2 separate regions of the Homo sapiens genome follow, and region 1 is linked to region 2. A link is a loop called in an ENCODE intact Hi-C map of the cell type or tissue named here. Cell type or tissue: Caco-2. All regions are shown on one strand. Each heading gives the region's core, and the rest is flanking DNA. Links, peaks and the distances in the headings are about the cores only. Region 1 has its middle 12 kb from the start of LINC00954. Region 2 has its middle 82 kb from the start of LINC00954.

The links. Hi-C counts contacts between places; a loop is a spot of excess contacts. Peaks named below come from ENCODE experiments on the same cell type or tissue, not always from the same donor. Only the 100,000 strongest peaks of a DNase experiment are listed, where the experiment ranks them.
Region 1: a loop joins it to region 2, with 2.2 times the contacts of the local background. A loop is called at or near these places in 9 of 110 quality-filtered maps.

The regions. Positions count from the first base shown.
Region 1 is chr2:19,855,042-19,859,426 of GRCh38, forward strand. No RefSeq gene overlaps it. Among named protein-coding and RNA genes, the nearest start is that of LINC00954, 12 kb to the right of the region's middle. In Caco-2, for the core only: no CTCF peak of the experiment used is centred there; no DNase peak of the experiment used is centred there.
Region 2 is chr2:19,785,054-19,789,438 of GRCh38, forward strand. No RefSeq gene overlaps it. Among named protein-coding and RNA genes, the nearest start is that of LINC00954, 82 kb to the right of the region's middle. RefSeq lists an enhancer at 1,093-2,292. In Caco-2, for the core only: no CTCF peak of the experiment used is centred there; a DNase peak (open chromatin) is centred at 1,758.

The DNA.
Region 1 (4,385 bases), core at 210-4,209, 70 kb after region 2:
ATTTGCCAGCAACACACCTCACAATGAAGAAAGCTCCCCAATGCATTACCACACGGTGGCCGAGAACAGCTGTCCTAGAGACAAATGCACCCAGCCTCAGCCTGAGGATGTTCTTTGGGGAAGAGGAGAAACACTCAACACCCTGCACTGTCCCCCTTGTCCCCTTCCAGCCCACTCTAGCTTGTCTAGGTCAATCATTCCTCTCCATCCTTTTCTAAATCATGATGTGCAGCCCACAACATGAATGATGGAGAAAAGGCACACCGCACATCCGTTCACACACAACTCGGGTTGCCTTAACCCAGACGCCTGACCTCCATGTTGGGGAGCTGGCGCTCTGGACTGCCCTCCCTCCTTGTAATTCACGTCACCTCCAATACCAGAAACATGTATCATACAGATCTTTTCCCTTTTTTTTAAGATGTTCCCAAGAAAATCTGCGTTTAATTTATGGGCAATTTATAATGGAAATAGACCATATAAAATGTATACAAATGTGTAGGCCTGTCTATAGGGCTTGGAAGGAGACGGTTTAGCTTAGCAATAATTAACGTGAAGGGTCTCTTCCCTGCTGCCAGGTAGACATTTAGACTGCCTGGACTTTCATTAAACTTAAACCAGAAAGGGCTCAAGGGCCAAGGTCCAAACATTCCTCAACTCCATGGAGGACGTCAGGACACGTAGCTGACGACAATACATTTCACCAGGGTTGCCAAAGCCCTGCTTAAGTTGAGAAGATGCCTGCATTGCGTTATCGGACACAGGATGCCAGCCTGTGTACCATAATCAGTTTTCCAGAGAAACAAAGCCATCTCCAATGCCCCAAACCAGCGTGAGGCCACAGGGTTTGCAAAGCAGTCAGCAGAGACACAGGGCACCTCTCTGTCCCCACACCTGGTTCTTCAGGCCTCTAAAGACAGCTGCTGCTCCCAGCACAGGGCCGCCCCGCTTAAGTCAAAGAAGAGTTACGGAGAAACTCAGGGTTGCCAAAAGCTATTTCCAGGGGACTTTGATCATCTGATGCTGTAATCTCTGAAGGGAAACATACTTCATTTAGAAGGTATTCTTTGGTGTCATTCCCAAGGAGAAGGCATACTTGTTTTTGGAATAGCAGAGCACTTACTTTCTCTCTCTCTCGCTTTTACTTGATCTCCCTCCCGCTCTCTCCCAGCCATGAGCATTCTAACTGTGATGGTGCACAAACAACCGTGCTGAACACAGTGAGAAATCATAGAACATGCTGTCGGCCAAAAAAGCATGTTTTTGACAGTGCCCAGTTAGGAGCCAAAATCCTAGATGGCAGCAACACTGAAGCCTAAGGGCCAAAGGCCAGGCTCCAAACTTCCCAGAACTGTTACAGCCCCACCAGCCTCCTGACCTCACTCAGGGTGAGACCCCCATCGTGGGGGAGGTGGAACACCCTAAAACCCAAATGGGTCCCTAGAATCCTCTGAATGCCATGGTGAAGGGTGGTACATTTAAATAAGTTTTTCCTGGCATAGTCAAACACAGTTTAGATCAATTACCTCATTTTTCAACAATGAAAAGATTAAACAGTTGTTAAGGGTTATGAAATGATTTAATATGTTATTAAGCAGAGATGTAAACTATCAAAGTAGAAATTTCCAGAGAGAGACTTAAATATCAATTATATGTGCATCCAATTTGTAGGCAGCTCTTCCCCACACCCCTCCCAGAAGCCCACACCAAGGCCCCTCTGAAGGCAGCTTTGAAAATCCAATTCTGTACTGGTTTCATGAGAATTTTTCATGGCCAGGGGAACCAGGTTCAGAGTGTTCACAACACTTTTTTTCCCCTTGAAATGGAGAACAAAATCAAATTTTAGAGAGATTTTGTGGATATGTATTCCTGCTGAATGATGGGAAAGGATCATTAAGTACCTTATTTGAAACCAGAGTAGGACTCTAACTTTTGAACTTTCACTGGTTTTTACTCATTCACTGCTGGCAACATTTCAAAGGGTAATTTTTTTTTTTTCAAATTACTGTTAAAGGAAAATGAGAAAACAATTCTTTTCTTCATCTGTCTCTTCCCCTCGCAATAACTTTTCAAAATATTGGTTCTTCAGGCTCACTTTACTCCCCAAACAATTTTGCCTAAAAACCTGCAGCCCCTGATATTGACATCTTCTCAATTTGCATAGCACCCGTTTACATAATCAATCAAACAGAGTAAAGCACGCATCCTGTCTGAGTTCACCTCTTGGCCCCTGGACAGGATCCGACAATACAGGCCCCATCACAAGGACAACTCAATAACCCATTTTATCGACTCCAACCGCAAAAGGGAAGTTAAGGTGGACCCCGCTGCGTGGGGAGCTCCAGGTCAGCTTTCATAGAACACAGATGTGCCCCCACTTCCCTGTTCACTCCAACCAGAGGAAATAATGTAAGAACAACATCAGGAAGATAGACTCAGCAACATTCCCATGCAGTAAAACAAGGCTCCCTGCCCCTGCAGGCCTCCAGACCCCATCTCCTTCCATCAGACCCCAGAAGAACAAGTCGGGGAGGGGAGGCGATACTGCCCGGCTCCTGATGAAAGTCTGGGAGCATCAGCTTAAAGAACATTTGGAAAAATGCTTTGCAGAGTAAATATCTCCCAACTTCAAACTACTGCTGCCCAGTGTCCAGGAAACCAGAAAGCCCATATCATGGCATGGTTGGATCACAATTATTAAAAACTGCACACTCCATGCCTTTGACGGGGTAGCCAGAGTCCCCAAATTAACAGCAAATCCAAACAACCCAAGCATGGATTGGCATCTTCAGAACAGCGCTGGAGTCTCTCGTGCCACGTAACACACTGCAATTCCCCACTGGCGGGAGGAGCGTGCCTCCTGTGTCCTCTGCCGCACCGGGACAGCAGCCACCACCACAACACTAGCAGCTTCCAGAGTCCCAGGGCCACACGCGACAGGTGAAGCAAGCCTCTCTGTGAGGATGGCCCTTTGCTCTGCTCAAGGAAGGAAGCGGTGCCTGAGCAGGGAACCTTCCCCATCAGCTGTGCATGCAAGGACTGTCCTCAAGACCCGCTTGTCAGAGCAGTGACTCATCCCCGAGTCTCCAAGAGTGAGGCCGATGGGGCTGGCAGAGGAGTGGCCCTGCGATTTCAAAGTTTCGCCTCCTCTGACCCTCCTTCTCACACTAGGTTCGGCTACAGATGAGGGAGCTCAAAGTTCTGTTCCTTCCGATGTGTGGCTAGTAGGGAGGGTCTCAGAAGGGGCTTGAGGCTTTCCTTATCTATCCCAGCAACCAGCACCTGTGGGGCCCCTGGCTCCAAAGGCTGGGCATGGATGTAGGTGAGGAGGGACATTGTTCTGGAAGGAATGGAGGCATGCAGCTCAATCAACCTCATCCAGAGCAACTTTGCCAGAGGCAAGGTGGATTCTTACCACTGTAAGAGCTCCTCTCCGGTCTCGGTCTCGGGAGAGTTGAGTCTCTGAGCTGTTTATGTAGCAGAAAGACACTTAACCACAGGCAGGGCACACGGGAGACCTGAGAGCATCCTCTGAAAGCCATTGTCTGGAAATGCAGGCTCTGTCCTCCAGAAACGTGCCCTGCACACTCTTCAGAAATGTGGGCAAAGCTCCCTGAGGAAGGCAGCCTCAGGGCTTCGTTGGCTGAGAGCAAACACTAAGTCAACTTGATCTAAGTTGTTCTCCTCCAAGCTTCAGTTTCTGCCATCTGAAAATCTTGTTTGGAGTTTGAAACAGGGCAGAAGCGGAGACACGGGGATCCCAGTGGAGGCACGAGATGGACCAAGGGCTCTGCACTTGCGGAGAGGCCCTGGCCAGGTGCGCCCAGCCCTCACCCCTAAACCTACCTGGTGTGAGCCACCAACAGATCCTCAGGAGGGAAGCTGGTAGCCCCGTCAGGCCGCCCAGGCCAGGATTCCTGAGAGGCAGCAGCCAGAGCTATCTCTAGAAGTGGCGCTTCCTGTCTATCCCTCCATACACAGGGCAGCAGACAAAGCTGAGCCCTCTGCTGAAATGAACTGAGCCAAATGCTGATCTTTATTTGGGGGGCATCTTGTAAAAATATTAGATCCAATTGATGCTCTGCTCATGAACAAGCTACAAAGGTGACCTTGGAGGGACTTTTCTCCCACAGGCCAGGAGCAGCGACAGCAGCGGCTCTCACCTTCACCACCTGGCTGCGCTGCATGCAGGAGGGGCCCAACAACCCACGTGAAGGAAAAGGAGGTAGGAGAGCCACTGGATCCTGAGCCCCGCCGGAATCCGTGGCCCATGGCGCCACTGGGAAAGATCCAAGGACCACACGCCCAGTGTCCAGCAAGCCTCAGCTCCTCCAGTGGGCATTTCCAGAATCCCCAAGGCTGCCCGAGAGCCCCTTCACTTCTGC
Region 2 (4,385 bases), core at 90-4,089:
AAGTTAAAGTGCCAGACAAAAAAGTCTCCCTGGTAGAGGTTGCAACTTCCTCAACCCCTGAGAGGTGACAAGGTAGATATCAGCAATTGGACTTACCTCCCAATCTAAGTCCAGGCATATGGCTTCCCCAATGCCATAAAGGGAAAGACAGGAAATTACTTTTTCCCTGAGGGTGCTGAACTAGGCAGATAGCCAGCCTATTGTTATTCAATGTCAGAGTCAAAAATCCTGAGAGACCTCGATACCCCTCACAACAGTGTCAAAACTGGAACAATCTTAACACACACACACACACACACACACACACACACACACAAAACTTTCACTTTCATCATCCCCGGGCATCCCACTCAGGGCATAAAGCACGCCTGGGAACAAGAATCACAGGTTTCCTACCTCGCTGGAGACTTCACAATGACCCAGGGCCCCTAAGAGTTCCAAATATAGTCCAGGCTCCCAGAGCCAAGGCAGTGACTGGCCAGAGCCTCCCCATTTAGGGGTACTGACCTGAGTGCCATCTACCCGTCAAAGTGCTTGAGCCACAACAACAACCCCTGAACGTGAGGCTGATTAAAGAGGGTTACGTGAACTGCCGAATTAAGCCGTCCAAAATTGGATAAAGTGATTGTGAAATCTGTTTTGAGTCAACCTATACATGTCTCATTGCAGGAAAATGTCTCGGTAAGAGTTCATGGAGAAAAAGTCTGGCAACTCATTGTTGGCTGACCTTCCTGGGCTCCTAATATTCAGTTCCCCAAAAGGCATCTTAGCCATGTAATTTCCAATATGGGAACAATTTGAGTTGCAATTAGGCAAATCTCAGAAGGTTCTGCCACTGATTTGTTCATTCTCTCAATATTATTCTATAGGACACACTAAAATACTGCACCAGGTTCACGCAGAGGACAATTAGGACTGCTGCATGTCAGGTTACAGAGGCTGGGTAAACACATCCATGTCGCCATTCAGGAATGGTGTCGTTAGGCCTGCAGAGCTGGGCACAGGGCCCTCTGCCCCAAAGGACACCTACTAATGGCTCTGTGGGGGACAGAGGCTGTTAGCAACCCAGAGCTTTGGGCTGTGGTGATGGCAGGTCCAGAGCAAGTGGAGAGGGGGTCAGGGTAGCTAGCAGCCGGAATGCAACCCTGGAGATTGTAGATGAAGGAAAGCTAACAGACAACCCCTGGCAGTAACATTAGATTTTGTTAAAAGCTACATCTTTCACTGAGCACCTCCTCTGTGTCAGGCTCAAGCCAGGGCCCAGGGACACTGAGATGAAAAAGACATAGCTCTTGACCTCAAGAAGCCCAGTGGGAGGGCATATCAGCAAGCCCAATTATGATAAAAGATAAATTACAATCAAGATACTATTTTCAAAAGTGCCAAGAAAGCACAGAAAAGGAAGAGTTTGATTCGCCTGCAGTGTAAGAATAAGCTTCCCATCGAAGGGCATATTTGAGCAAGCCTTGATGCATGGCTAAGAGTAGGGCAGGTAGAGAGGAGAGAAATGGCCATTTTAGAGGAGAATGCTTGGTTGGGATGAGTTGGCACTTTCTGAGCCATGAGTGCCTCCCAAGGACTGAGTCATGTTCCTCTTTTTCAGTAAGCAAAAACTGCTAGTCTTCAGTTTATCTCAGGCCTGCCTCCAGGGAGAAGAAACTGTCATTCCAGTCCCCTTTGAGGCATATTTGGGTTTCCCCGGACTCCTGTTATGATTTGCTCTTTGTCCCCAGGTGGCTAGTTTACTCCCAGCGAAGAGGAATGTCTGGATTCTCCTCTAAGCCCTTTGCACAAAGTGCAGAAGCTGTCTCATCCCTTCCTGACCAAGCACATGACTCCGACCAGATTCTGCTAGAATTCAAGCATAGGTGAGGGCAAAGCCAGCCTTGACTGGGGACCTGCAGAGCAAGGCCTGAGTCAGGTTTATCTTTGTTTTTCCTTTGCCCCCACACCTACTCAGGCCCAGCTCTCAGGATCAAGTGTGTGGGTGAGTGAAGAAGCCCAAGTCAATAGCCGGGCAGTGCCTGGATGGTTAAGGGAGCACTCAAATCTCAACCTTGGGATCTGGTTAAGGGGCCGAATCACAAGCAGGAGAGAGGGGAAAAATGGGGCAATTAGTCTCAGGAACGAAAGGCAGAGGTAAGTTGTGTCAGGGCCACGTGTGGAGTGAGATTCAGGGACCATATAGGTCTGGAAGCCAGGAAGGAGAGTGGGTCGCCACCGGGCAAACCCAGCTTCCCAGAGCAAGAGAACCTTAGGAAGCATGCAGGGCGACTGCGGAGGCAGAATCAACAACTCAGCATGGCTCCGCGTGGTGGGCATCCTGCTAAAAACCACCTTCCGATCACAGTGGGAGTCGATTTGCACTTTGTAAACAGAGTTCCCTTCCCTGACACAGGAGTACCCCTTCCTCCATGAATTTCCTTTGGCATCTTCCTGCAGGTGACATGGATAGGCAGCTGCCACTTTCCACCCACGAAGAAACCCTGAGGATGAAAACTACCCAGGAACACTGCATGACAACTGCAGCAGCCCCGCACTCTATCCCTGGGCCTCTTGCTCAACTGAGAAAAATAAGCCCTATTTGTTTAAACCAACTATTCCACTTTTTCTTTTCAAGCAGCCAAATTCACTCCCTGATACACCTGACACTGGGCAGGTACTTGGTAAATGCGCATGGATGCTCCTGAGTCATCAGATAGCAGGAAAGATGCAGATGATCCCTGTGGATGAAATGCCTTGCCTTGGCTTCCAGCTGCGTGATGCTGTTCAAACTTCAAATCAGCCCCACAGACACCCCTTCTCCTCTCTTTCTCCTTCACACACACATCTCCTTTGAGTGCAGAGAGGCTACCGTTCCTGCAACAGAATCTGCCTTCCAATCGCAAGGTCACTCATCAAGGTGCTGCTTAAGCTGGGATTATTTCTTAATGATGTTCTAGGAGGGACAAAGCAGGAGCTCTCACCTATAAGTCCCGGAGCCAGGCCCTTCATGCGTCCCCGTCCCAGTCTCCTCATCTGGTAAATAGGGGTTAAAATTATTCCACAAGTCATAGATGGGGTAAAAAATGCTCCTTTTGGAAGTAAGAGTTTATTTCTGTCATGGTTAGTATTTTCTCATTTGTTTCTGGCTGAATGAAAGGTCTGCTGCTTCTTAATGATACTCCTGGTGCTGGGCATGGTGGCTTATGCCTGTAATCTCAGTACTTTGGGAGGCCGAGGTAGGAGGATCACTTGAGCCCAGGAATTTGAGACCAGCCTGGGCAACATAGCAAGACCCCCCCTCTACAAAAATAAAAATAAAAAAATTAGCTGATGTGGGGGTGCACACCTGTATTCCTAGCTACTCTGGAGGCTGAGGCAGGAGGATCACTTGAGCCCAGGAGTTTGAGATCACAGTGAGCTATGATCCTGCTGCTACACTCCAGCCTAGGTGACAGAGTAAGACCCTGTCTCTAAAAATAAATTTAAAAGAAAATTAAGGATACTCCCAGATCATAAAATTATTCTGCCAAGATGCTTGTGGCTTCGCTTAGGGATACAGCTACCCCAAAGCAGACAGTCGCTTGTCCAGTATCTCCTGAGCCACTACCAACACATAAGCCCAACCCCATCCGGACAGTAACCAGACCTGTGCCTTCCTAACCCAAATACAGGCTCTAAGGGTTGGCTGGGGGTGAGGATAGGAGCCTGAGCCTTCTTGCAGGTCTCACTGCCCAGTGCCCCAGCCCTCCAAGGTCTCCCCTTGACAGGCCTAAAAATGAAAACGCCTAATCCTACACAGGGTACAAGACACATCACAAGCCACGCAGATGTCACTGGCCATTTTAAAAAGCCCATGCTGGACATGGCTGTACCCAGAGAGCCTAAGGACTCCAAGAAATACCACTGGGGACTGATCACATTTGATTCTCTCAGTGACCCACTGACCCTAAGTACAGTGTCCAGTGTCTATACTGGTGCCTAGAGTTGGGCTGTCCTGCCTCCAAGGAGGCCTGCTCAGCGGGTGGGTCAGTATGTAAATAACTGGGCACAGAAAGAGCCTGAAAGTCAGGCCCACCCATGCTGGGGGAAAGGCCCAGAGCAGGGAGAAACACTTTTTCCAGGAAATCAGGAAAGCCATCATGAAGATTTCCCCAGCACGGGTCATTCTGAAGGAGGCAACAGCATGAGCAAGGGTGGGAAGCAGGAAAACAAGCAGCATCAACAAGGAATGGAGGGCTCAGTCCCAGAACACCTGGTGCTGATGGGGAGCAAGGAGAGTGGGGTAGGAAGGCAGGCTGGGGGCCAGGGAGGGCCAGAAGTTGGGCTTTGTCAGGAGGATGTCAGATGACATTGATGCATGGGGGGTATGACAAAGGTGGTCCTTGAGAAGATGGATCTGG